7 separate regions of the Mus musculus genome follow, and regions 1, 2, 3, 4, 5 and 6 are each linked to region 7. The links are chromatin loops, found by intact Hi-C in ENCODE. Cell type or tissue: left cerebral cortex. All regions are shown on one strand. Region 1 has its middle 24 kb from the start of Ppp1r21. Region 2 overlaps Gm31615 (a long non-coding RNA gene). Region 3 overlaps Gm31615 (a long non-coding RNA gene). Region 4 holds the start of Ppp1r21 (protein phosphatase 1, regulatory subunit 21). Region 5 overlaps Foxn2 (forkhead box N2). Region 6 has its middle 19 kb from the start of Ppp1r21. Region 7 holds the start of Foxn2 (forkhead box N2).

Region 1 (4,000 bases), 63 kb before region 7:
TACAGAGTGAGTTCCAGGACAGCCAGGGCTACATAGAGAAACCCTGTCTCGAAAAACCAATAAGTAAATAAATAAATAAAATAAAAATAAAAAAAGAAAATCATTTACAAAATGCCTCCATTGCTAAACAGGAAAGCAAAGGCTGGCCCGCAGTCAAATGGCTCCATCTCTTGCCTTTGTCCATCTACCACGCTGGGAAAGACTTACAGGAAGCCCGCCCCAGACCCAAGGCCAGGCAGGCAGGGCTCCTGGCAGGCCAGGAGGAAATCCTCTGCGAGCAGCTCCATCTGGCCACTGATGGTACACTTCTGTCATCCTGGCACTTGAGACACGGAGGCAAGACGATCAGGCGCTCCAGACCAGCTGGAGATATACAGGAAGATCTTGTCTCAAAAAACAGAAATGGGTCTCTGAGATGGCTGCGGGCAGGGTGGCCCTCGATGCCAAGCCTGGCCACCTTGGTTCGATCTCTGGGAGCCACATGGCAACAGGACAGAATCAAGTCCTATGTGTTGTCCTCTGTGGGAGCACAGCACTAAAGTGTTTGCACACACAGATTTCCCCAGAGAATCCAAGAATGTTAAGCACACAGCAGTCTTTCCAATGGGAAAGTGAGAATTGGAAGTGATCAATAGTCTTGTGATCCTCGTTATCTGTTGGGCCAGGCTATATCAACCAGGACTGCAATATCTAATTGTCTAAATGACCCTTGTAGCCAGAGGCTCCACCAAGTTCTTAATCCAGGACCAGACGTGGTTAATAGCCCAAATGGCCTCTATGCTATCTGTATGACTGAGTCCAGGCCAAAGCATATCTCAAGAAATCACCTTCTTGGAAGAAATGGTATGTGCCCTGAGTCGCGTTTTCATGTAATTATGTCTATTTGGGTGCACCAGGGATTGTATTATACCAGGAAACTTTTCCCCACCAAATTATACTGGGCTTAAATATGTTGGGAATAAACCACCCGATAGCAGACTTGGCTAACAAAGCTGAACGGAATTTCATTCTCTTCTCTTCTCCCTTTGCTTCTCTGCCTGACCCCTGCAGAGACACACACCCCCGCCGCCGCCGCCGCCCCCCCCCCCATCTGACTGCCACACACGTGCTATAGAATGCACGGGACACATACACAGGAATGTGGGGAGGTAAATAAATTTTAATTTAAAACTTTAAAAAATTAATAAGCAAGATGGTGGTGTACACACCTTTAACCCCAGCACTCAGGAGGCAGAGGCAGGTAGATCTCTGAGGCCAGCCTGGTCTACAGATCAAGTTCCAGGAGAGCGAGGGCTACATAGAGAAACCTTGTCTCCAAAAATCAAACCAAACCAAAAAAATACAACAAAAACAAGAAATGTCAAAACAAAACAAGAAACAAGTTGAAGCTAGAAGTGACTGAAGCTGAAGGCTCACAGAGGAGCTGCTGGGCTCGGGGTAGCACAGTTTTTGCCTACTAAGCAGAAGACCCCGGGTTTGTTCTCAACACCAGAGCAAAATAAGAAAGAAAAAAAAAAAAATGAGCTATGGCTCCGCAGGACGCATGTGCGCCTGCCTCCTGCGCATGTTTGTAGCAGGCACACTGAGCACGCAGGGGAGCGGCCATCGCGGCCCTTCACTTCCTTTCTGCTCTTGAACACAGTTCATACCGAAGGGTTTTCCAGGAATAAAGGTTTCAAAAAGAAGCTGGAACTGTGCCTCTGTCAGTCACAGGGCTGGACATCGGGCGCACATCCTTGGCCTCGGAAAGGGACATCTCTGCTGCCGCTGCTGCTATATTTCTGTTGCCCCAGCAATGGTCAGCTCCACTGTCAGGACAAAGCGCAGGGGGCTTTCTGGCCACGTGTCCCAACCTGAGCAGAAAGTAGTAGTGATTTACTGAAGAAGAGGAAGGCTCATGGAGCCTGTTTGTTTGTTTGACTCTCCTCTTCTAGGTTCAGAAACCGTCTGTAGATACAGACCCTGGCATGTGTGTCACTGTGTAGACATGCAAGCACCATTTGTGGATCTCATGGAAGAGTATGGCAAGATTTTAACATGTTTGGGGATTTTTAACGAAGCAGACACCAAGAGGTTAACTGGTGTGCACGAGGCAGGGAAGCCTCTTCAGCCCAGAGTCTGCCCCTGTGGCTTCTGGCCATTGTTTGCCCAGCCATCACCCGGTTGGTTCTGGTGCTGAGGTTCCTGAAGGGAACACGACCCTGGGCTTACAGCACTTGCTGGCCCCATGCTGTGCTGGGAGACACTGCCCCTTTGTGCTGCCCTCCTTGGCACAAGAGGATATCAGGTGGTCTCCCTTCTTCCTGCTCTACTTCGCCAAATCCATCTGAACACATTTCCTGTGCACGGAGCCAGCTCACCAATTATCTGCTCCAATTAAGGACCTCGAGCATGCCTTTAACTCAGCAGTTGCAGCGGGCTGACCGTGGCAAAAGGCAAGGCTGATAATTCTGGCTTGCAGGTCTTCCAATGGCCCTGGGCATGCTGCTCTCCCTGCCTTCTCTGTAGCAAGCAGGGCTTCGAGCATCATAAAGGCCTACGCTTCCCCTACCTAACCCCAGCGCAACTGTGACCCTGAACTGACAAGCACCTACCCGTGTGCTCCCTCTCTCACTGTTCTTCTCTGGAGAGATCAAAAGACAAATGGGGGTGGGGGGAGGCCATTTCTAATCCAGCAAATGCCTCTCGTGTATGCTACCCTGTGAGATAGGATGAAAGATTTGGGCATTTGTCCTAAATGGATAACTCCAAAGAGATTAATATAAGTGTGCTATATGGGAACCAGTTAACACTGCCAATGTAGACATTACTTTGTGGGTGGGGAATAAATCCTAATTAAGATTCAAAAAGCAAAATCCAAGAGTTCTTTGGTTTATATGAAAGTCAAATTCCCAGAAAATTACATGTCTGTTACCACACAAAAAAGTATTGTGCTTATGCATATATAAAATGTTTATAGGGTATATTCATAAATATATGTCACATATGTATATGTTAGAGTCAAAGCACAGTTAATTATAAACATTTTGCTGTCACTGTTGTGTTTAAACTTACATGAACGTAAACAGGATATCCTATATTTACTGAATGTAAGATACTACTTTTATTCATTGTGACAAAAAAAATATATATAACCTTCCTCCCTCCCAAAAATGTCCAAAATGCCCTTAATGTTGTCCTTCAGGGAGCGGTTGCTTAGACAAGGTAAGGGTTTGCTTTCCTCACGAGAAAATCAACCTAAGGACGGAGATTCTTGGGCTGGCTTAACCAAGCTTCTCGCTGCTTCTCTTTCAACATTCCTAGACTCAAATTCCACCTCCAAGTTCATAACTAGAGAATGGTTGCTAAGGCCCAGCCACTGTGTTCATAATATAACTTGGAAGAAGGAAAGAGAGGGAAGAGAAAGAGGAGGGCGTGGGGAGGAAGGGAAGCGGAGGCTTGGAATTCTCACCTCAGAACTCTCTCTCTAGCCCATTGGCGGTCCCCGTGCTCAACGCCATGCTGGAAGTGTGGTATCCACTTGGGCATTGCTGCCTTTCATCTACTGGGTCTGTAGCAAGAAGGAGCGAGGGGACACTGGGTGGGCAGCTGGTCCCCTCTGTGGGAGTGCTTTTCCCACTGGCAGTGCCTGGGAACAACTGAAAATGCTGCCAGGGGCTGGAGAGGTGGCCCAGCCATGAATTGTGGGGAGCGGGTGTGGCGGCAGTCCCAAAGGCGCCAGGGACTGCAGCTAAGTCATATGACTTGCGCGCACTCAACTGGCCAGGAAGAACGACGCTGCTACAGGATCCTTCTGCACACGTTTATTCAGTCCTGTTTCTTCTTTCTCTATATTTCCCTTGTTTATATCTCCCTTGTTTATATCTCTCCCTTGTTTATATCTCCCTTGTTTATATCTCCCTTGTTTTTATATCTCCCTTGCTTATATCTCCCTTGTTTATATCTCCCAATAATAACAATCCTCTCTCGAATAATAATCCTCCCTCTAACCCGGGCCTCT
Region 2 (4,000 bases), 110 kb after region 7:
TAAGATTTGCCACCCCCCCACACACACACATATTATCTCATCTAATATTCCAAAACCCTATGTGCTCTCTCGTTCTCTCTCATCAGCTGAGGAGACTGGAATAGATGTATAACTGAGTCTAAATTTGCCAAGTATGTGCTAAACAGGCACTGAGTGATATAAAGGGGAAACAGGTGATAGTTTTTCCTCTTCTGGAAACTTAAAGACTTGCATGGATGCTTGAAATATAAAGCAGTTAAGAAGCCACGTGGGCTAGGCGTGGTGGCGCTCGCCTTTAATCCCAGCACTCGGGAGGCAGAGGCAGGCAGATTTCTGAGTTCAAGGCCAGCCTCGTCTACAAAGTGAGTTCCAGGACAGCCAGGGCTATACAGAGAAACCCTGTCTCAAAAAACCAAAAAGAAGAAGAAGAAGAAGAAGAAGAAGAAGAAGAAGAAGAGGAGGAGGAGGAGGAGGAGGAGGAGGAGGAGGAGGAGGAGGAGGAGGAGGAGGAGGAGGAGGAGGAGGAAGAGGAGGAGGAGGAGGAGGAGGAGGAGAAGGAGGAGGAAGCAGCAGCCACCACATGGTATAGCATGAAGCTAAATATTAAAAGACTCAGGGTGGTCTGAACCAGCTAAAGAGTAACTTGTAAGATAAAATGGGTTTGTAGACTTGTGGTCAGAATGCTGTGTGGTGAACCAGCATATGTGAGCTTGGCGAGCAGAGAACTGGGCAGCATCCACATCGCAGAACACAGTGGTGGACTGTGAGGTCCCTTGAGCAGGCTAAGGGGCTGAGATTCTGATCTATGCAAATGGCAACACAGCCAGCCAGGGGACAACACATATGAGGGTGGGACATTTTAAGGGAAGAGATGATAGAACTTCTTGATTGGCTGCAAGTGATGAGGGAGAAAATGGGACAGAAGGAATTCATCCCTTAATTAGTGATGAATGGGGGTGGGCCCAGCCCACTGTGGGCAGTGTCATCCCTTAGGCTGGTGGTTCTGGGTTCTATAAGAAAGCAAACTGAGCAAGCCATGGAGAGCAAGCCAGTAAGCAGCACTCTTTCATGGCTCCTGCCTCACGGTTCCTGTCCTGTTTGAATTCCTGTCCTGATTTACTTCAATAATGAACTCTGATGTGGAAGTGTAAACGACATAAACCCTTTCTTCCCCCAAGTTGCTTTGGTTATGGTGTTTCATTACTGCAACAGAAACCCTACCTAAGACATACTAGAAAAACAGAAAATTCACATAATTAGCTCAGTGTTGGAAGAACGTTATTTCAGGCAACCTGAATCCATGTCCCCGGGCTGTGTCACCGTATTTGGTTGGAGAACAAGCTCTCCCTTGTTCCCTTTGATGTAGAGATAAGAGATGTGTTTTTTGCATTAACACAGAAGATATACAAGAGGTATACTTGGCTAGGTTCTAACAAGACAGGCACAGCCAAGCAGTTAGGATAACATGATCTTGTGCCTGGGAAGGGAAGAATTCAGTTCAAGTTAGTTGACCTGTGTGTCTGCTCTGAGACCCTGTGAGCTACTAGGTCAACGGTGGCAGAAAACGTGGTGTTAGCCTCAGGGAGCTAAAGGCTGGTGATACACACATCCACTAGAAGTGATTACAAAACCTGACACACAGTGCTTAGCACATGTGTGGGGCACAGAGAAGATGATAGTCGCTGACTCTCGGGGCAGGTAGCTGAGAGGCACAGCCGTGGTGGAAAGATGGAAGCCATGACTCAAAGTTTGGAGGAAAAGGCCTGATATGTCAGGGCTTAAGGTTATGGAAGGCTGGAGAGATGGCTCAGGGGTTAAGAGCACTTGTTGCAAAGGACTTGGGCTTGGTTTCTAGCACCCACATGGTGGCTCATAACCATCTGTGACTCCAGTTCAAAAGATCCAGTGCCCTCTTCTGGCCTCCACAGGTACTGCATGCACATGACAGTTGTCACTGCCATATGCATAAGCTATACTAAATAAATCTTACCCTCACCTCCGCCAAAGGATTTGTCTTTTAAGAAAAGAAGGTGATCTCTGGTCAGTCAAGGGAGGACTGAGGAAGGGAACTCAAGGTCTTCAGAGCACTGATCTATCAAAGGGAACCCGAGATTTACAATAGGGAAAAACAGGAGTGAGGGATGGTTATGCTTGGCCTACTTAGAGAAGAGAAAATCAGACCTCCTGGGGTACAGTCCTTGGAGCCTTTTGCTCAGTGAGACTGGCTCAGATCTGCGCTCAGGAATTCTGCCCTTTCAAACTCGGCTTCTTCGGTCTGACTAAAATAGCTCGCTTGTTGGGTCTCTGCCAGCTATCACAAGCTTCTTTGACCCATCTTCCAGACAGCTGTTGGGTGCTTTGCTCGTAGGCACATCTGATGTCACTGGCCGGCCTAAGATTCCACAGTAGCCTCCCGCCGTCTGCTGGGATGCCCCTGCTTTTCAGCATTGCCCACCCCACCCATGTGGCACTGCCAGAGGCAGATGTTTAGGGATAAAGCTAGGCTGGAATCCCTTGCTTCCACGGGGAGGGTCTTATTCACGTTATAAACCCTAGCTTCTTCCCTACCTTCCTTTTGTCATTCCCCTCCCACCCACCCTCCTTCCCCACCTTCCCCACTTCCCATCCCCACCCCCTCTCCACACCATCTTTCTCTCTCCAGTCAGGACTTCTCTGAACACATAGTTTAGAAGGTTCCCACCAAAATGTCTGTTCTTCAGCACCTGCTTCGGGGCAAGGCTACCCTCCCCTTCCTATGCGCCCTCCCCATCCCTCTCCAAATTTGGCTGTTTTGACGCTATCCTGCCCCTGCCAATTTCCCCTATATCTTTCCACATGTCTGTTCCTCTGCCCTGGGACCTGCCTTTTCCAGGTATTTCCAACAGACAAGCAGTGCCTCAGAAACCTTGTCAGACTAACCCAGAACAGGACGTCACGGCTGCCCCTCAGAACTGAAGCCCTATCGCTGTAAATGGTTGTTAGCACGTGCCGCTGTAACAACGCGTTTAAAATATGTTTCCTTAGAGATGATGACATGTTGATATTAGGATAAACTACGTGAAACTGCCAATGTTTGACCATCTTCCGTATATAAAAAGAGTAATTTCATGTGGTCTATCTTGTAGATTTTAACCGGGTCAATCTGACCTCCAGGTCAGTACGGTTTCCTACAGAGAGCAGCAGCAGGATTGGAGTAGCTGAGGGGAACAAAAGGCAAGAAAGAGCCTGGGGAGAGGGAAGGCCAGGCCCACACAGCTTCACAGTAAGGCAAGCTGGCTAGAGCTGGAAAGGATGCGCTCAGAGCGGCCAGCCTATGCCCCCACCCCCATTTCCTCCCACCCCCACCCCGCATGGCTCACTGCTCTTTGTATGAAGAGAAGGTCGTGGTTATTTAATTTCTTTAGCTTTTCCTGTAGACTTCATTTTAGCATTTATAAACAAAATCATCCACACATTTTTTTTTTCTCTTTCAATTAAAAGTAATCCAAGGGAAGGGACTTAATTTGTTTTTGTTTTTCTTATTTGGTCTTTGAGGTGGAGTTTCCTTTGCCCTGAATGAAATGTCACTTGCTGTGTAGACCAGAGGCTGATCGGCCTGGAACTTGTTGCCTCTGCCTCTCAAGTGCTGATATTTCAGGTGTACACTGCTATGCCTCAGAATTTTCTTAGAGATAGGTGGGAAGAAAGAGGCAGGGTGGGCAGAGCTGATCTCATGAATAGAGATTGCTCTTCATTTATTTTACAAGATCCTATTTTGGGTAACAGCAGCTTTCATGTGAAACTCCTTGCCCAATGATTTGAAAAGGAGGAAATTGTTTTTATGTTTTGGAATAGTGCTTAATTGCCAGGAACATGAATTTAAAAACAACAAAAAAAAAAAAAAAAAAAAAAAAACCAACAATGGAGGCATTGCTATTGAAGCCTAAAAAGAAAGCTTGTAGCTCCATTACTGCAGTCCAAGGCAAAGGCAAAATTAATACAATTTACAAAAAAAGTTATTATCAAAGGGGAAATGCCCCCC
Region 3 (4,000 bases), 190 kb after region 7:
ACCTGAGCTCAGGCTGCAGAGAAGTGGATGCTGCCCTGCTCTGGTTATGACACAGCTGACCCGCACACAGACTGGCTGGGAACACTGGAGAGATCTGATTGGAACCAACCACCCTGCTAGGGGAAACCTACTGGGATTGCCTACAGCAAGAACACTGCCCTTCCTCCTGCTGCCTGGAGTCTCCCTCTAGTGCCCAGATTGGCAGTTTTTCAGTTAACAGCTTAATAATTAGCTCACCAAACACTCGTGCAATCACACACTAATATGATCTGTCCTGTTCGCTGGGATACCTCAGTGCTTAGTTTCCTGGTATAAAACACAAACGGAAAACATTTGTTGATGAAGGTGGAGCTTACACTAGCTGTTTTCCAGTCTGCATTCAAAGGCAAGAAGAGTCCAAAATAACCTCGGTTGTCCTGCCAAAATTTAAGCTCATTCCTGGCTCTATTTATATTTCTCCCAGTTGGCTCTTGGCGGGGCTGTAGGAGGCAGCATAGATAGCCTAGGGCTTCGGAGAAAAATGCAGGTCCAGTGTAAAATCCCAGCCCCTCTAAGAGTTGAGATTCTCGGGCAAATTACTCAGTACCAAAGGCTTGCTTCCCTCATCTGCAAAATGCAGGTGATGATGCTGTGGGGCTTAAATAAGGCAGTCCTGCGGGGGCATGTGTTCCTCAAGGGCTCCCGCCCCACACCCCAGAGGGGTGGGCCCGTGAGTAGCTTGCCCGGATTTCCTGATCGCTGACCATGGTCCAAGCGGGAGGGCCATGGATTCGCCCATGGCTTCTAGGCAGGCCAAAGATTGTAGCACCTCAGTAGGCTAGGCATGGCACCAGGCAGACAGCTAGAGCCCAAGCTCGGCAGCCCAGGACGGCCCTAAGAATTGCGAGGGAGTTTCCTAACAACCCTATTTCAAATTTCCTAATAGTGGAGTTTCAAAGCCAGCTACCTCCTGCCCAGCACAAACGAGGGTGTGGTTGTGTTCACATTCACACTGAAACAAAAGAAAACTAGCAGAGCACCCCCACCCCCCACCCCTACCCCCTGGGCCTCGCTCAGCTCCGGACATTTTCCCAGGCACCCGGTGCAGCCGAGCTACGGGCACGCCCTACGGCCGCTGCACTTTCCAGAGCCAGGGTGCAGCCTCCCCCAAGGTCGGATCCCAAGGGGCTCCAAGGACCCGGCCCCCGGGTGAGCTGGCCGGTTTGCCTTGCCGAGCTAAGTCCGACCCGCAGTTGCAGCCAGATACTGGCCCAAGGCCTGTGGCTGGGCTCAAAATCGTCCTCTCCCGGGCTGGAATCCTGGGAATGTCGCTGCGGGGAAGCATCTGGCTGGCCTCCGGGCGGCAGGAGGGGGTCAAACCTTTTTCGGGTGATTTTGCACAAAATTCTCCCTACACCAAGGGCTGCGGTCCTGGGAAGTGGAAGCCCAAGGAATGACAAGAGAGCTGCTCGCTCCTTCTCCAGGTCGCCTTCGTCATGTCTAACTCCCGATACGCTGCCGGCGAAGCAGACAAAATGCCTTTTCCCCGTTCCGAAGACCCCTTCTTTGTGTCTATGGAAGTTCCTTCCTCGGTTGCGAACCATCTATGCCACCCGAGCGGGTCTTTCCAGCTGGATTGTCGCCACCTCGTGGCTACCTTGGTCCTTCGTCCCCCTAAGCCCTTTGCTCTCTTTGGTCTCAAGCCTATTTTTCTTTTCTTTCTACAACCAGCTATGGACTGAAACTTTATAATCCTGTTCTCTGGGCTTAGGATGTGAGCTGGGATACCTCTGTCCCCTTCTTTCTGTTACACCGCTCGCCTTCTTAAAGAGAAACGAAGCAGGTGCTAGTTGGAGGGCAGGAGTCACCGGGTTGGCAAGCCTGTGGGGGCTCGGTGTGAGGCGCCAGTCCTCTCTCTACCAATTTCCCATGAGACAAACTGATGATTAAGAAGACAAACGCACTCTGTCTTGTTCCTACTGGTTAGTGATGCTATTACACTCGATGAGTATTATTAAAGGACCCCTGTCATTAGAGACTCCCTGTTATTATTGTTATTATTATTTAGCATTTATAATGTATTCCTTATTTTCAAAACACACTATTATCTCCCTGGACTTTCCAAACACAACTGAGCGGCAGGCAGGTGACAACTTCATAAAATAGGGAAACTGAGGCACTGTAATTAGTACAGAGTTATTGGATTAATGAGTCAACAGTAGTCATTTCTCCCCAGAAGATTACTGCCTTACTCTGAACTCATGGATTCCAGTAAATGGTGATCCTGGTTTGGGAAGCTAGTTTCTCACACTCACTTTTATGACCCACTTGTAATCACGTTAGAAACCCAGTCAGGGAAGTCTTCGCACTTATGAGTCATTACTTCAAACTCATTACTGGGCACCTGGGCCACCTTAATTGTATTTTATTTTACAAGTCGAATTATTGTGATTATTGTTACTTAGTATAATAAGTATTTATTGTATTCTGCTAAAATGTATATAATGAATCTCTGTTTTTAAAAAGTAGTAACATTAGTAAGATGGATATATTTTGATCTAGAGAACAAATAGCTCTCTTTCTTTCTTTCTTTCTTTCTTTCTTTCTTTCTTTCTTTCTTTTTCTTTCTTTCTTTGTTTGGATTTTCGGGACAGGGTTTCTCTGTGTAGCCCAGGCTGTCCTGGAACTCATTCTGTAGACCAGGCTGGCCTCAAACTCAGAAATCCATCTGCCTCTGCCTTCCAAGTGCTGGGATTAAAGGCGTGTGCCACCACCACCGGGCAACAAATAGTTTTCAAGATAATCACTCTTATTGTTTGTTACCACAGGCATTCAGGAAAAATTAACTATATTATATATGTGTAGATATTTGGTTGTTTCAAGACAGAGTTTCAGGCCCTTTGCTGTCCTGGAATTCACTTTGTAGACCAGGTTAGCCTTTTGAACTCAGAGATCTGCCTGCCTCTGTCTTCTGAGTGCTGGGATTAAAGCACCTAACTTTGATTATATGATTTTAATGCTGAAGCCTATCAGCCTTTCAGAGACAAGAAAGTTCCCAAGCTTTGCTTCTAGTTTTAAGAAATCTCCAGTCTTAGCCGAGAGTGACTCAGTCCTAGTACTTCGTAGCCGAATCCCTTTCATAACTGAGTTTCCACTCCCAAGGCAGTAACAACATATGGTCATTTCCAATGTTGTATCAATATACGAAGATTTCTACCAATGTTCTATCTTCACAGAAAGGAGCTGTGTCGAGCACTCCGTCTCCTTCCTTCTGGATGAAAGAGATCTGGCATCCTGGAAGTCTCCAGTGCACAGCTTCGGCCTGTGTGGTTTGGAGAGTTGGGAAGTTTATCCGTCCATCCTGCTGCTTGGATGCCAGCCACGCAGGAGTCTCTCATACAACCTTTCTGAGTTTTTCTTTTTACCCATTTCTCATCTCAAATAACAAATTCCTAAAGGCATAATTTCAAAGAAGTTGCTCATCAGTTTAGGGGACCTGGGCCAACCTTCCCAACCTTCCCTTGTGCCCATTCATTCATTCATTCATTCAGAATGCATATGTTGTGTGTCCATATGCTGCATATTAATAATAGCTCCTTTCTTCAGTAAGTTGGGGCTAGCTCATTCCTGCGCAGCAAAGCTTCATGGTTAATTCTTGTTATTCTTACTCTGTAGTGAGAAAACTGGAGCTCCCAGAAGATGCCTATCATAGCACAAGTAGACAGGAACCTGGGAACATGCATGAGACTGCAACTCCCAGCTACTCTGACAATCAAAGCCCTGCGTTACCTTCCTGCACCTGTCACATGGAAGCATGATGAGAGGATGAAGCGGGTAAATATGAGCAGATTACTAAATTAATTTATTTATTTATTTATTTATTTATTTATTTATTTGGTTTTTCGAGACAGGGTTTCTCTGTATAGCCCTGGCTGTCCTGGAGCTCACTCTGTAGACCAGGCTGGCCTCGAACTCAGAAATCCACCTGCCTCTGCCTCCCGAGTGCTGGGATTAAAGGCAT
Region 4 (4,000 bases), 86 kb before region 7:
GTCTCCCCCACCCACGATGGGTACCTTCGAGTACTCCTGAGCCAGCTTCTGGTACTTCCCCTGCAACTCTGCGGAGGCCATGGCCTCCCCCGCCCCGTCCAGGCCTGGCCGCCCGGGCTGCCGAGCCCCGCCCCCCGCCCCCAACCCCACACTTGCTCCTCCCGGGCAGGGCTCAGCCAGCTTCTGCAGCACCGCCGCCGCCGCCGCGCCTCCTCCTCCTCCACTTCCGGGTTTCCAGGCGGGAGGGAGGAGGAGCGGGACCAGAGGCGGGGCGACCACCGGGGGCGGGGCGACGTCTTGACATCACCGCCCCGCCCTCTGGTGCTCCGGTTCGCGCATGTGCGGCCCGACGGACCCGCCTGTGCGGTGCTTTTGCCCCTCCTGAGACCCTAGACGCCATGTTGGAAGAGGCGGGAAGATGGCGACCCGTTTCCGGGCGAGCCAGAATCAAGCGGGAGGAGAATGAGTGCCTACGGAATGGATGGAACACCGAAGGGAGAGACAGAGGATGCAAGGAGAAGCATTCTAAGAACATCAAGAATTCTGGCTACCCAGTCCCCTAGTCGCCATAGCAACCGCCTAGCGTCAGTCGCTTGCTTCTTGGAAGCTTGTTTTCCGCCTTCTCATTCATTATCTGGATACCCAGACTTGTGCTACACTGTAAACCGTCCAACCTAGCACATATTTATACCGTTTGCCCTTCTCCCCTTCTCAGATCAGAAAACCTTCATTGTCTTCTGTGTTTTGTCATTGACCTTTCTCTACTCAAATGCCACATGCCCGCCCCTGACCCTTATTCATCTATCAGAACATTTTAAGCCGTAAAAGAACATACAGTTTCTGAAAATTTCTACCACGCATTGAGATGTAAAGACCATTAATGTTTTGTTTTGTTTTTAAAAAAAAAACGGCTAGACTAGATATCTTGAGATACCTTATGATGAAAAACTGCTCCTTTTCATTTAAAATATTTTTGACAGTTCTGTTGAGGATTAATGTAGGTATAGCATTGAAGTATTTCTTGTTAGAATAATATGAATGAAGAAAGATATGTGTTTCTTGAGACATAATATGACAGTTGAAACTAATGAACTACATTTGTACACAAACACATACATATGAACATTATGCTAAATAAGTCAATTGCACTGGGTGCAGCTGTATAAACCTTTAATCTCAGTACTTAGAAGGCAGACAGGCAAATGGATCTCTACTGGTTTACATATTAAGTTTCAGGCCAGCCAGTGAAACTCTGTCTTTAAAAAAAAAATAGTGAATTGTAATATACTATAAATAATCTTAAAAATTATGAAGTGGAAGTAGCCAGACATGTTTAGTCATACCAGCAGTCCTAGCATTTGGGAGGCTGAGGCATGAGGAAGTCAAGTTTGAGAGCAGTCTGGACTACACACACACAGTATGTACTGTGTGTGTGTGTGTGTGTGTGTGTGTATAATCTCCATAATATGTGAAGTAACATTATTCCGATTTTTATTTTATTTAATGTATATGAGTACACTGTAGCTGTACAGATGGTTGTGAGCCTTCTTGTGGTTGTTGCAAATTGAATTTTTAGGACCTCTGCTCACTCCAGCTGGCCTGGCTCACTCAGTCCCTGCTTGCTCAGGCCCAAAGATTTATTTATTATTATATGTAAGTACACTGTAGCTGACTTCAGAAGCACCAGAAGAGGGCACCAGATCTCATTACAGATGGTTGTGAGCCACCATGTGGTTGCTGGGATTTGAACTCAGGACCTTAGGATCAGTGCTCTTACCTACTGAGCCATCTGGTTTTTTTCTTTTTCTTTTTCTTTTTTTTCTGAGACAGGGTTTCTCTGTGTAGCCCTGGCTGTCCTGGAACTCACTTTGTAGACCAGGCTGGCCTCGAACTCAGAAATCTGCCTGCTTCTGCCTCCCAAGTGCTGGGATCAAAGGCGTGTGCCACCACTGCCCGGCCCAACATTATTCTTAAACACATGAATATGTAGTAAAAACACAGAGACAACTAGAACACTGGTTGTTCGGTGCCTCTAGCAGAAAAAGAAGGAAATGAAACAGGACAGAGGAGCATCAACTTGATTTCTCTAGGTTTTTTAAAGTAAATATTATTACCTTTATTATGGAGGAAACGCATCTAGGAAGGCTAAGTCAGCCCTGTGGATTATTTAGAGGTATAATTAAAGTGAAAGCTGTGCTAGCTAGCTTCTCTTTTATCTGGGAGCAATCCAGGAGTTGTTCAGCAAAGAGCTCAGCCTGTATCGTTTCCTGTACAAACTAAAACTGTACACTTTACACTTGCTAATAAATAAGTACTGCCATCCAAACTTCCAGAATAACCGTTCCTGAGAGGAGTGTTAGTTCCCTGTAGCACCACCAAGTGGCAGAATTAAATGGTGTAATCCATTTCCATGGTTTGAATAGGAATGGAAATTTTTTTTATTGTTTTAAAAATGTCATTCCAGAAAATAACATTCCAAAGAAAAACATACAACTTTAGCAAGAGAGTCTGTATGAATTCATATTACTGAATTTAGAAATTTATTTTGACTGGCTGGCTGTTTGATCAGACACATTGTTTTAAAACCCTAGTTGGTAAATAAGAGTAAATTAAAATTAAGATTCTCATTCTCAACTAGTATTAAAAAGGCCAGCCACAAAGGGGAAGAAGGTAATAGCAGCATACAAACCCTACAGCAGGCTCTTGTCCAAATCTGTAAAGAACTCCCAAATATCAATTTTTTTAAAAAGGCCATATCTACATGTTTTACTATTTCAAAGGGTGACTGAGGCATGGGAAAAAGTTAATTGGCAGGTGGGCTTTAATAACCCATAGTTTTGGTGGGGGGGGGAACTCTAGATTATTGAGATTGAAATATTGTGAGGATTGAATTTAAATATTCTGACTGGCAAGATGGCTCAGACAGCGCCTGCCATAGAGACTGACGACTGATTTCAGTCCCAGGATACACATGGTAGGAGATAGCTGACTCCTGCAAGGTGACCTTGGACTTCTGCACATAAGCTATGGCACACACATGCACACATACACACACACACACACACACACACACTAAAATCTTAAATAGGCAAAATTCAATACCATCCTGTCAATTGTTGGTTATCAAACCTAATGAGGGCACAGATCTCTAGAAATTCATAGAAATGGAACAAAAGCTGGTTGTTGCTGACTCTGACATGCTGTGTTCAAGGTCAGTATTCATTATCTGCAAAATGAATCTGCAAATTTGCATAAAATGTGTGTGTAACTCAAATACAACACTCACTAGAGCATCTGCAAGCAGGCAGAGTAGCAAAGATCTGACTGACCCAAAGCCTATATTCCCAACTGACATCCCGCAAGATGATACTAAGTGAATGCTTTGCATTATTTTGTTGAAAAGTTTGCTATTTCAAATGGCCCCAAGCACAATGATGAAGCCTGTTCTAGCCCTAGACAATGTTCCTTAAGGCAAAAAGGGCTAGTTTTAGCTTTATGAAGATCAACGTGTATGACAAAAGTTGTGAGGCTTTAGTCCAGGATGTTAAGTGAATATGGTGAGCACTTTGGAGGCTAAAACAGGAGAATCTCTGTGAGTTTGAGGCCAACCTGGTTTACTTACTGAGTTCTAGGACAGCCTCAACTACATAGAGAGACCTTGCCTCAAAGAAAGAAAGAAAGAAAGAAAGAAAGGAGGGAGGGAGGGAGGGAGGGAGGGAGGGAGGGAGGGAGGGAGGGAGGGGAGGGGAGGGGGGGAAGCAGAGAGCTGTTGACCACTGGTTTAAAATTAATGAAGCAAAAAATATCTATCAAATAACATGCCTTTAACCAAAGTACACTTAAAATATGGTTATGTATGGAAAGGTTCAGGAAAATGTAACCAGATGCTATCAAGAACCTCTGAATTTTCCCCAGGAATAATGCTATTTGTACGTTAATGCTTGCAGCAACGTATGACATATTAACGATGTGAATGTACTGATTCAACTGAGTGTAGATT
Region 5 (4,000 bases), 49 kb before region 7:
ACACACGCGTATTTCAGCTACTGAAGACACTGTGCGATTGCAGGGTTTCTTGCAGCCTCATTGTGCTTGGCTGCTGAATTAAGTCCTAAGTTAAACGCTCTCTCTTCTTGGTAAATATTTAGTATACAGCATTGTCACTGCTGGTATAATTGGATAATTGCTTCCAATTAATGCTCTATTTCAGAAGCGACAACTCCATAGGAAGCTTAGTTGAGCTGTAACAAAGGCAGACCCCCATGGGAAACTGAAGAGAACAAATTCCGTTTTGTAAGCAACTAGAGAGACAGAGACAGAGACACGGGGCGGAGGGGTGGGGGTGGGTATGATATATTCTCTACAGTCCCGATTATAACATCCACGAATAATGAAGTGCATGTTGTCGGTTGAAACCCGAGAGGACGACACTCCGCTCTACCCAAAGCTGGCTGTAAGTAGCTGAACATCACTATTTCTTGCTTGAATAACCAGCTTGTTCTTAATGAGAATTAAAGCTAGTCCTGAGGACATTCATCTAAAACCAGGGAAAGAGCATTTACACAGAAGCCAGGACACAGGAATATACTTAGAATTATCAAGCATTTTTAGGAAAAAAATTCATAAAATTTCCTTTAAAAATCAGATCGCAGGTAGCTGTGCTGCATTCCTTTTATCTCAGTGCTCTGAAGGCAGAGGCAGGAGGATCTCTGTGAGTTAGAGGCCAGCCTGGTCTACAGAGTGGGTTCCAAGACAGCGAGGACTACACAGAAACATTAGGTCTTGAAAAACCAAACCAGACCAAACCAAAAAACGATCAAACAATAGAACGACCCAAACAACCCTCCCTAACCCTCAAAAAGTCATTCAGATTGGGAGATGGAGAGAGGTCTTGGCAGTTAACACCACCTACTGCTGTCTGAGGTCCCTGGTTTACTTGCCAGCTCCTAGCTCACAAAACACCAGGTAACTCATTCCAAGGGTCCAAAGCCCTCTCCTGCCCTGCAGTGAGCAGCCATATGCACATCTGTGTAGAGAAGAATACACATACAGAAATAACAAGTCTTAGAAAAAATGAAGACAGGGACTGGAAAGATGGCGCAGAGGTTAAGAACACCTGCTCTCTCCCAGAAGACGAGGCTTCAGTTCCCAGGACCAGAGAGAGGAAGTGGCTCACAACCATCCTTACCTCCCATGCTAAGGCATCTATCTGACCCTCTTTGGATCCCCACGCACCAGGAATGCTTGTGGTATACTGTGGGAAAACTGATAACATACGCTTAAGTCCACTATGACTGGATAGCCTTTGAGCTTGGTGAAATATGGGAGACTCCCTTCCGGTCAGCAGGGCTTCTCCTTCTCTGACCTTGTCCAGGGAATTCTAAGCCCCTACACTAGCCTCTACCTGAGGAATGTCACGTTGCCTCAATTAGTTTATGAGATCAATTTCCTTTCTCCTGACAAAACCTGTTCATCGAGCCCCTGAGATTCCCTCAATTGCTTCCCCATGCTGAAGAGGTATTCCAGGTACCCTAAGCCCCCAGCCAACAAGTGACCTTTGTCCATCCTGGATGTCCCTACCCTCAGTCCCCCAAAACCTTATGAGCCTTCAATCACCCTAAGTAAAGTTGATCTGCCTCCTGACAAGCAGTCGCAGTGTGGTCATTCTGACAAGGGGTCCCAAGTATGGCCATTTCCCATACGTACTCGCAGGGTTTCCAAACCTATCCCTATCCCTACCTACCTCACTGTTTCTGCTCCCCTTGCCTTTGAGGACTGAATTGGTAGACCATCCACCAGCGTGAGGAGGCCCACAGTGTACATTCATACAAACACTCATACACTTAACATAAAATCAACCTTTAAAAAAGAGCGTAGAAGGGCTGGAGAGATGGCTCAGCAGCTGAGTGTGTACTTCCACAGGATGTGAGTTCTAGTCTTCATGGCCACATGGCAAGTTTGTAACTCCAATGGTTTGAAGCCCTCTTCTGGCTTCCTTGGGCAATGCATGCATGTGGTGCATAGATGTACATGCATGCAAAACATCCATACATACAAAATATTTTTTTAAAAAATGCTAAAAATAGGGAACAGAGCAGAATTCCAGACAGCTTTCTTCTTTCTGTACATTTTGTTCTTTCACCCTCCTGTGACCCTCAGACAGACCCTGGCCCTAGACAACTGCCTTTCTGGTTTCTGTTTCAACGTGGCCCGACTTCACATTGTCCCGTGTCCTACCTTTTAAGGACGAATGTTCTGCTGTGCATCTCCCCTTTTCCCTTTACTCACCTTCTGATGGACGACGTGCTGTCATCTAGACGTGGTTCTGTTGAGTAGTGTCACCGTCAATGTTGCCAGGGTTTTAGGGCAGAAGCCCTGGTTTTGCAAGTCTCAACAGATGACCCTTACCTACATCAGACATTAAAGGCACAATGTGGTCAGATTAGGAAAAAACAGGGAAATGGGTTTAGTGACACCCTCCCAAGTCTGTCTTCAAGCTGCTGACGTTGAGATCTTACAGAACGAGAAGTGAAGGGAGCTGGAGCAGGTACTCCGCGGGAGTGTGTGATTTTGCTCAGCGAGTGATCGATCACTCATCTTGGTCTACTTCTGCAAGGGGAATCTGTCAAAGTCGGTATTACTGTCATCACTGAGAACAAGCTGGTTCCTATGGGATAGAAAGTCTTGCTCTGCGGAAAAGCATCGCTGTGATTCCTGTCATCTTGTTAGGCTTGCCAGGAAGCTGAAGAGCAACTCAGCTCTTTCATAAAGGAAAGCGGGCAGTAATAGAAGACTCAGAGTGGCCAAACGGCGTTGATCAGGCTAGCGAAGGGTGCCTTCCATCCTTCCACACTCTTGAGTATGTGCCACAGGGCTCGAACTGGATCACATAATAACCTTATTTTTATTTTCTTGAGTCATGTTCACATTGCTTTTCAAAGTAACCATTTGTAATTATTCAAGACCTCTAGTTCTCCTACATCCTCATACAAATGCCAACAATCTCACTCTCACTCACGTGTACACACACACACACACACACACACACACACACACAAAGTAACAAAACTTCAGCCTAGAGGAACGGCGATAGCCCGTAAGCCAAGCTTTGACGTGGCTGCTGCAGGAAGATTTGGAGTTCGTCAGTCGCTAGGGCTACATAGTGGGACCCTGACACAAAAAACAAATAAATAAGCTAGGGGTTCACCATCTGCTCATCTGGCAAAAGCACTTGCCACAAACTGAGATCCATCCCCCAAAGCCACGGTGAAATGAGAAAACCAACTCCCCAAAGCTGTCCTAATTTTTACACTCACCGGCGTGTGAATGCATGCACACACACAAACTACTTAAAGGTCAAAATATATAACACTTAAAAACTCACAAATAACAAAGCACAAAGTGTTATAAAACGACATTTATTCTGCAACTTTATCATAATGAATTGCATCTCTTTGGTAAAAATAAACTTTATAAACATTTTAATAGTCAGAGATTAGATACAAAAACTAAATGTTTGTAAGTTGCTTCTGCTATAAGCAAGGCTGGCAACTGAGAAGTGGTTCACTTGTGGCTGGTCATCTATTGGCAGTTAAACTCAGAAGATTTTATGCTACATCAGAAAAAAAACAATTTAATAACAAATTTCTTCAATCAAAAGGTATTCTTATACTTTAGTTTAAAAATAAATAATAGGTACAATGAATTGGCAATTTTACATTTTATACACTATATGATGGCAACATAATACTTTAAAATTAAGCACTCTGTTTAATAAAAAAGTACAACAATTTTGAAAACAAGTTTGACAATGGCACTGGCAGTTAGATGCAAAGAATATTCTTGAAAAATGGCAGGGATAACATTAAAATATTCTATTTTGCCTTTCAATAAATATTTGACTACATCATTAACATACTGGAGTAAACTTTAATTAAAACTTAAACATTTCAAAATTAAAAAAAAATACCTACGACATACATGTAAACCTGAAAGCCTCAAAAGTCGCTTTATATAGTTTTCAAAA
Region 6 (4,000 bases), 69 kb before region 7:
CCAGGGCTATACAGAGAAACCCTGTCTTGAAAAACAAAACAAAAAAACAAGATGTACACACAGATTTGCATGCACATACACATAGACACACACAAACACATGTGAACACACACACACATGCACACAAAGACAGACACATGAAAAGACAGAGCATTTTGATTTATAGCAGTTCCACCTGGAAGCAGTCTAACTGCCAAGCAGTGGATATCTATGGATAGGATACAATGTAGCCACAGAAAAGAATGAACCACGGTGTGGGGGAAACTCAAAGCATCATGTAGAGTATGAAAAGCAGCACACAGCATTCTGCAATGACCTTCTTAATATGGGATTTAGAGCAGGCAAGACACCCAGCAAAAGAACCAAGAACAGTGTTCACTGAGTGTCATAGGGGCCACTCTGTGCGGTCATGGACATGTTCTTTAGCCTGGGAAGAAAGAGGATCAGTTGCAGCACACTTGTCAAAATTCATCCAACCGTGTGTGGAACGACTACGCGTTTGTTTATAAAAATGTATAGCAATTATTTATCTATGTGTCTATGTGTGGGGATAAGCATGTGTGTGTCCTATAGGCACTCATGTGGAGGTCAGAGGACATCTTGCCCGAGTTTGTTCTCTCCTCCCACCATGTGGCCCTCCGGTGATGGAACTCAGGTTAGCAGGCTTGGCAGCAAGTGGCTTTACCTGCTGAGCTAGCCTGCAAACCCTAGCTGGGTGTTTCAGTGTATGTAGGGGAGTGTTATTTGAGGGAGGGAAGGATGGGTGAAAGAGAAAAGGAGAGAGAGAGAGAGAGAGAGAGAGAGAGAGAGAGAGAGAGAGAGAGAGAGAGGCAGGGCACAGAACTAAGAGACAGAGCAACACAGTGCTGTGTGGACTTCTGGGACCCACAAACAATTGAGAAACATTTTGAAGAAAATCCCAAGGTGAGCAGAGTGCAACCCCAGTAGACCACTCTAGTGTATACTAGATGTGGCGAAGTGTGCTAGAAAAGCCCCTCCATTCCAACAACGTATCCCACAGCCTTAAGGTAAAGCAACATAATACTCACATGGGTTACATTTGTGCAGGGAAGAAGGAAACGGGAGTAAGGGGAGTGGCAAAAACTGGGGTGTGCCAAACTCCATGTTCTGACACACGGGCCTAATAGTTATTTTCACTTTTCTCTAGTGTCTATTCTAAAAATTTCACAGCCAAAAAAAAAAAAAAGTCTTCGGAATACAGGAGACTCAGTCGCAGTAATGTCGATCAGACTAGAGACCCCTTCTCTGCTTCGGCTTTGGGCAGATTGTTCACTTTTATTATTAAAATCCACACACCTGGTGGGTTATATTTCATTTTTTTGTTGGTCGGTTTTGAGTCCCAGGCTGGTCTAGAATTTGCTGTAAAAGCCAAGATTAGCCTTGACGACTCCTCACTCCATGGTCCAAGAGCTGGATGGGATGGCAGGCATGAACCACCGGTCCACCCACTAACCACTCAATGCCCCAGCCCAGCCAACAGATATTTATTAAGAAATAACCACAAGCCGGGCGTGGTGGCACACGCCTTTAATCCCAGAACTCGGGAGGCAGAGGCAGGCAGATTTCTGAGTTCGAGGCCAGCCTGGTCTACAAAGTGAGTTCCAGGACAGCCAGGAGTATACAGAGAAACCCTGTCTCGAAAAACCAAAAAAAAAAAGAAAGAAAGAAAGAAAGAAAGAAAGAAAGAAGGAAGGAAGGAAGGAAGGAAGGAAGGAAAGAAAGAAAGAAAGAAAGAAAGAAAGAAAGAAAGAAAGAAAGAAAGAAAGAAAGAAAGAAAGAAAGAAAGAAAGAAAGAAAGAAAGAAAACCACAAACGTCCCACAAACCTATCGCCCCTCTTCCCTATTTTCAAGGTCTCCGTTCCATTGGCTTTCTCAAGCTGTTTTCTGCCTGGTATAACCTCATTTTGCCACCAGGGAGCGCGCCATCACCAAATTTGCAGCCACTTGAGGTGACAGTCCTGAAACTGGTTACCAATCTGAGGCACGCCCATGACCACTGGTAGCAATTGTTTAGGCACGTCTCTCTAGTGACTTCATCTTTTTCAGGAAACAATTAGCCTGTTTGAACAGAACAGGTTAGGCAAATTCTTAACTGGAAAATCAGTAAGTCCTTTTGCAGGGCGTGTTGGGACACTTTGCACTCTTTCAGCTGAGTTAGGGTGTGGACCCTTTGTCCTCACGTGATGGCTGGGCAAGGAGGCAAATAGCCCTCTTATGCAGGCACAACCCTTCCTTTGTCCTGGGCGGCCTGGGCAGCGTTGGGGGCGGGGAGCACCTGTGGCTGGGATGAACAGACCCAAAGCAGTAAGGGGTCACAGACCAGACGCTGCAGCCCCCTCGGCCTTTTCTTCCTGGAACCCAGCGAGTTCCGGGCCACCTTCAGAAACACAAGCAAGGCTTTTAGACTAGGACAAGGGGCTGGAGGAGAGGGTGAGAGTTGAAGCACCCTTCTCAATGCGATTTGCCTGGGCTATTTCCAACCTGTTCAAGAAAGCCCTTGGAAATACGGGGTGCTGAAGGCCTGTCTCAGTCTGACCGCTGTCCCCCAGATCCGTACAATTCAGTCAGTGTGGATTCTAACCCCTTGCCCGCACCCCCACTCCACCGACGGCTGCCCGGTTTTCTCTATGAAGCAGCTACATCCAACGCTCTCTCCCAAACCCTGTGAGTTCAGGTTAAGGGTGCTTTGCGGACTCCCAGCAATTCTGTCTAAGCTTTAACTACAGTCATACATCCCCACACTTCTGACTCTCACTAAACTCTAAGGGACATAACGACTTGTTTGCTTTTTTGATACACACTCATTTGCCCAGCTAGCCTGGATCTCTAAGAAAATCTAAGGGTGACTTATAACTCCGGCCTCCCTGAGTGCTGGGATCATTATGCCAGGCAAGCACTGAACCCCCATAAAGCCATTTGAAAATTAAAAATATCCTCCACGTCTGTCATTTTCTCCCCTGAGACTGTGCAAACAGACCCCAAGGATCGCAGCGCTGGGATGTAAGAAAGTATTTGAGAACAAGAAACCTTCTGAAAGCCCCTCATCACTGAGGCACTGCCTCTGTGTACAAAACAGGCCTGGGGAGCAAGGGAGAGGAAGGCTTCGCAAAGACAGGAATGACAGCTGATGAGAGAGATTGGGAGGAGCACGACAAAGGATACTTTTTTTTTTTTCCCCTTTCTGGTGCTTTCTGTAGTCACGCCTTCAATCCCAGCACTGGGGAGGCAGAGACAGGTGGCTCTCTGTGAGTTCCAAGACAGCCTTGTTTACTTAGGGGGTGGGTTCTAGGTTAGCCCTATCCAGAAAGAGAGGAGAGAGAGGGAGGGAAGGAGAGAGAGAGAGAGAGAGAGAGAGAGAGAGAGAGAGAGAGAGAGAGAGAGAGAATATACCTGTCATGTTCAAAGCTGAGACTACAGAAGACCACCATCTTTTGTCCCACATTCTCCAAATCTCCTGATCCCTGCCCACTCCGGGCCATCCAAACGGTGCTATCACGAGGACTGTGATAATTAAATTCTGGCTGTCGGGCTGACGAGATGGCTCAGTGGGTAAGAGTACCCGACTGCTCTTCCAAAAGGTCTGGAGTTCAAATCCCAGCAACCACATGGTGGCTCACAACCATCCATAACGAAATCTGACGCCCTCTTCTGGGGTGTCTGAAGACAGCTACAGTGTACTTACATATAATAAATAAATAAATCTTTAAAAAATATATAATATAAAAAAAATTCTGGCTGTCATGTGCACTGGGCACTGAGGTAGGTACTGAAGAATTCATATACAGCCACAGTCGGGGCTGGGTAGTGAGTGAGACGCTCCCGTGGTGGAGAGAAGTGTAGAGCTTGGCAAGATTACAAAGGAGATGGGAACTGATCTGGTCCCCCAGTCAGTGGGTACATGAGTGGCTTACCGAGGGACACTGGGTTGAGCTATGGGACACAGCTGTACAGAGGACAGTCAAATACTTGACCTCCTGG
Region 7 (4,000 bases):
GATTCCAAGGCTCATAGAACAATCAGTATTTCAGCCAGGCCTTACACTGGAGTGTCCAAGTGTATTTCCAACAGATAAAAAGATACTGTCAACATAAATATAAATTGTAGTACCATGCTGAGGTATAATAATTAAGTTTCTGCAGAACAGTAGAATATTAAGATGGGAGAAAGAAGACTGGAACCAAAGTGTGAAAGTTAACAAAATAAATTTCTTATGCAAGCTTAATTTAAAGGGGGGAGGGGGAGGGGTAGTGGTACACGCCTTCATTCCCAGCACTTGGAAGGCTGAGGCAGGTGGATCTCTGAGTTTGAGGCCAGCCTGGTCTACAGAGAGAGTTCCAGGAACCAGCCAACCAACCAAACAAACAAAATAAATTAATAATAAACAGAGGGTGGCCATTTGGGCGACATTATTAGCATAGAAGTTCTCCCGTAGAAATCAACACCTGCCTTTTCCAAGAAACCTCTCCTACCCTCCCAAGTTTTCTACGACTTCCTTCCCCGCTGACTCTCTTACACTCACTCTTAATCTGACTTTTAGTACGGTTTAACTCCTTGTACTGTCTCAGTTGTGTTTTACTTCTTCAACCTCAAGCCCTGGGCACTCAAAACTATAACTGGAAGACTGTTTGCATTTACATAAAACCCAGTTATTAGTACACAATCTAAAACCAACAACAAAAAAACAGACAAAAAAAATATCACTCTTAAGTTAAAAAAAAAAAAGGACATGAATTTGGGTGGGTGCAAAGATGTGGGTGGATCTGGGGAGTTCCACTGTATGACAGTCTTGAAGAATAAAAATATTATTTTAAAAATAACCATTCTTTTGAGTTGTTAAAACAAACAGCAACGAAACACATAAAGTTAACTGTGGTGGTACACACCTATACAACCAGCTCTTGGGAGACAGAGGCAGGTGGATCAGGAATTTAAAGTTGTCCTCATCTACACGAGAGGCTGATCTCGTCAAGGTCCTGTCTTGAACAAACAAACCGAAACTACATGCAAGCAAGCAACCCAGGTGATGCACCCTACAATTCCAGCATCCATGGTGCAGAGAGGCAGGTGGTTCTCTGAGAACTGCAAGCCAGCCTAATCTACATAGCAAGTTCCAGGACAGCCAGGGCTCCACAGTGAGAGCTTGTCTCAAAACAAAAGAGCCAGGCAGTGGTGGCGCATGCCTTTAATCCCAGCACTTGGGAGGCAGAGCCAGGCGGATTTCTGAGTTCGAGGCCAGCCTGGTCTACAGAGTGAGTTCCCAGGAAAGCCAGGGATACACAGAGAAACCCTGTCTCACAAAACAAAACAAAGCAAAATAAAACACACACAAAAAAACAAAAACAACAAAAGGAAGCTGCAGAAGCAGGAGGGTCACGCCAACTTTGAAGCCAGCCTGGACCACAGAGTGAAAGCCTTCTCAAAACACACACACACACACACACACACACTTGCTGTTTGAGTATTACTTTTAAATTTCACTTTACTTTAAACTGTTTGCAGTGTTCCAGGCTTCCGGCTTTATGTAAATGTCTCTTCACTTCTCTTCAGTTCGTTTACTTTTCTTCCTCAACTATGAACTGTTCTCAGTGGTCAGTGCACACTCACTTTCCAGCCTATCTTCTTTCCTACAGAAAGCTTTACACCCTCTTCGATACCTTCATTAACTTCACTAGAACATTCAAAAGCCCAGTAAACGAAGTCCGAACCATTTCTCCAGAACTCTATAAATGTAAGGGGTTTCCTTCTTAATGGTTTAACAATAACGTAAAACTAAGTAATAACACAAACATGCCATAGAAACAAATTAAAATTGCCGATCAAAAAAATGACGCATGATCTAGACTGTAAAGACATTCTAAATCTTCACTCTCCAGTAGTTTATTTTTTTAACTTTAATCATTTTCTCTTTCACTTTTATATACTATAATTTCCACCTATGAATTCTGCTCAAATCTGACTACATACAAAACTAGTATTTATCCTTAAAAAGATAATTTCATTGCTAATCTGTGTAAAAAGAAACAAATGAGTTTTTTTCATAAGCCCGAAATAATGCCAGAATGTTATCATTTCAGATTCATTAGAATCGCTCGTTATTGGCTTTGAAATTAAAACGATTTTTCTAAAGAGTCGGGGAACTCTTTTTATAAAGACATTGCCCTGTCGCTCTTTGAAGATACCTAACACTGCTGAAATTTTAAGATGAATCATCAAAGTTGCAGCGAATGGCAAAAATGGCAATAGACACCTTACCAGAATTGCAAAGGAAAGCCATTCTACGATTCAGGTGAAACAACTAGATGTGATCGGTTCGGCTTTTTCCACTTCCTCTTATTAGAGCGCAGAAGCCAAGACTATACCATTACAAAGCCCCTGCTGCGAGAGAAGCCTCAAGCTCTCTGGCCGCTAGAGCACTCTATTGCACTCAGCCGGCCACGTGGCTGTCACAATCAGAAGACAGGAGAAAAGAGCACCAACTAACCTGGAAATAATTAACCGCTCACAGCGGAGTTGCAAGTAGGGGAAAAAAAAAAAAAGTCTGTCATTTCTCTGCACTTATGACTCCTCCCACCGCCACCCAAAAGGTGGAAAAAGGAAAGCTTTAAAGCAGAAACCAAGTGCAAGAAGATCTCGAGAGCGCGGCTTCCCAATGAAATTGCTACCCCCAACTCGCGTGAGGTGCGGCGGTGGGAACCCAGGCATTTTGCCGGAGGGCAGCCGGGGGCGGAGTTTGCAGTGCAAGACCGAGCACCGAGCACGTGGACTCCCTGCCCCTAACCTCCCCGGCTCGGCTTCGGGCTGCCGGGCACTGCACGCCGGCCGGCACCCAAGCTCAAGGCCGCGGACCACCGCGCACCCTCCCGGCCCGAGCGCCGGGCCGGAGGGCAGAAGTAACCTCGGCCCCGAAGGAGATGGCGAACAGGAAGTGCACATGTTGCAACGCCGAAACAGTCCAAGTCCCACCCCCACCCCACCCCACCCCACCCCCGGCCCGGGCCAGCCAGGCTTGGGGGCGCCTCCGGCCGCGAGAACCGGGCTGGGGTCGCCACCCCACATCGGGGCCCCGCGCCCGAAGTTTACGCGAGTCCTCCTGGGCACTACTTCTCCGGGCCCAGCCATCCCGCCCGGGCCGGGCCGGGCCCCGGACTGGGACTCCACGCCGCGCGCGTCCCGCTCGGATGGGAGCCGGAGCGGCGACGTGGCTGGCGCGGGCTCCCCGGGACTCTTAGAGCAGCAACTCCCGGGGTCGCAGGTTTCCGCCTGGGCGTCCTCTGCCCTCTGTGGCTCCGACTGCGCGACGCCCCCTCCGGTACGGTCATTACCTCGGGAGAAAACTCCTAACTCCTCACTCCCGGGGACCCGTGCTCGCCTCGGTTCCACACCCCCGGGGCAGCCCACGCTCTGCCGGAGCCGCGCGCCGGGTACACCCCCGCGCAGGGGCGCCAATTCTTCCCGGGACACAAAAATGTCCCGGCGCGTCACGGGACAGCCGCCTCCGCGCCCCCACGCCCAGCGCCGGCCGCACACGCTGCCTCCGCGCCGCGCCGCGCCGCGCGACCCCGGGGACTCACCGTCACTCAGCCGCCGCGAACCAGAGGCGAGGGCCGGGCCGGGCCAGACACAATATGGCAGAGCACCGCAGCTGCTCCCGTGGCTCCCAGCAGCCGCCTCCGGGACACCCAGGCGCGAGCAGGCAGTGGCAGCTGCGGTGGCGGCCGCCGCAGCACCACATCCCCCCCCCCCCCACCCCTCCCGCCTGCTCGCTTCCTCCCCTCCTCCCCGCCCCGCTGCCATGACAACGCGGCGCCAAGGCGCTTGGCCCCGCCCCTCCTTCCGTCCCGCCTCCCGCAGCCCGCCCTTGCCTCGTCCCGCCTCCTACCAGGGCGGCGGCCGCCCCTCCGAGCTGTCGTCCTGCAGGCGGGTGGGGGGGAAGGTGGCGTCCGGAAGGGTGGAGCGGGCTCGGAAGGCAAAGCGAGGGGACGCTGAGGTTTACG

The links. A loop is a pair of places that touch in the nucleus more often than their neighbours do. Peaks named below come from ENCODE experiments on the same cell type or tissue, not always from the same donor. Only the 100,000 strongest peaks of a DNase experiment are listed, where the experiment ranks them.
Region 1: it touches region 7 in a loop (2.7-fold over the local background); 16 of 42 quality-filtered maps call a loop at or near these places.
Region 2: a loop joins it to region 7, with 2.1 times the contacts of the local background. A loop is called at or near these places in 6 of 42 quality-filtered maps.
Region 3: it touches region 7 in a loop (5-fold over the local background); 14 of 42 quality-filtered maps call a loop at or near these places.
Region 4: a loop joins it to region 7, with 2.3 times the contacts of the local background. A loop is called at or near these places in 10 of 42 quality-filtered maps.
Region 5: a loop joins it to region 7, with 2.6 times the contacts of the local background. A loop is called at or near these places in 10 of 42 quality-filtered maps.
Region 6: it touches region 7 in a loop (5-fold over the local background); 16 of 42 quality-filtered maps call a loop at or near these places.

Annotation. Positions count from the first base shown.
Region 1 is chr17:88,503,851-88,507,850 of GRCm38, reverse strand. No RefSeq gene overlaps it. Among named protein-coding and RNA genes, the nearest start is that of Ppp1r21, 24 kb to the left of the region's middle. In left cerebral cortex, no CTCF peak of the experiment used is centred here; a DNase peak (open chromatin) is centred at 2,290.
Region 2 is chr17:88,328,225-88,332,224 of GRCm38, reverse strand. The region is part of intron 3 of Gm31615 (a long non-coding RNA gene); the gene reads left to right. Among named protein-coding and RNA genes, the nearest start is that of 1700116H05Rik, 23 kb to the right of the region's middle. In left cerebral cortex, a CTCF peak has its summit at 1,901 (motif pointing left); a DNase peak (open chromatin) is centred at 2,273; H3K27ac peaks cover 530 bases.
Region 3 is chr17:88,253,511-88,257,510 of GRCm38, reverse strand. It overlaps Gm31615 (a long non-coding RNA gene), which reads left to right. Exons shown (of 7, transcript XR_877113.1): 4 at 3,216-3,813. Among named protein-coding and RNA genes, the nearest start is that of 1700116H05Rik, 52 kb to the left of the region's middle. In left cerebral cortex, CTCF peaks have their summits at 209 and 1,621 (motif pointing left); DNase peaks (open chromatin) are centred at 372, 1,034, 1,115 and 1,614; H3K4me3 peaks cover 1,942 bases; H3K27ac peaks cover 1,970 bases.
Region 4 is chr17:88,526,343-88,530,342 of GRCm38, reverse strand. Ppp1r21 (protein phosphatase 1, regulatory subunit 21) reads right to left here and starts at 219. Exons shown (of 22, transcript NM_028658.4): 1 at 25-219. The coding sequence starts at 81. In left cerebral cortex, a CTCF peak has its summit at 2,383 (motif pointing left); DNase peaks (open chromatin) are centred at 305 and 2,354; H3K4me3 peaks cover 1,009 bases; H3K27ac peaks cover 744 bases.
Region 5 is chr17:88,489,907-88,493,906 of GRCm38, reverse strand. Foxn2 (forkhead box N2) reads right to left here. Exons shown (of 6, transcript NM_180974.5): 6 at 3,374-4,000. Among named protein-coding and RNA genes, the nearest start is that of Ppp1r21, 38 kb to the left of the region's middle. In left cerebral cortex, a CTCF peak has its summit at 1,977 (motif pointing left); no DNase peak of the experiment used is centred here; H3K27ac peaks cover 60 bases.
Region 6 is chr17:88,509,423-88,513,422 of GRCm38, reverse strand. No RefSeq gene overlaps it. Among named protein-coding and RNA genes, the nearest start is that of Ppp1r21, 19 kb to the left of the region's middle. In left cerebral cortex, a CTCF peak has its summit at 1,936 (motif pointing right); a DNase peak (open chromatin) is centred at 1,942.
Region 7 is chr17:88,440,462-88,444,461 of GRCm38, reverse strand. It overlaps Foxn2 (forkhead box N2), which reads right to left and starts at 3,758. Exons shown (of 6, transcript NM_180974.5): 1 at 3,578-3,758. In left cerebral cortex, a CTCF peak has its summit at 2,398; DNase peaks (open chromatin) are centred at 2,443, 2,684 and 3,864; H3K4me3 peaks cover 2,295 bases; H3K27ac peaks cover 1,317 bases.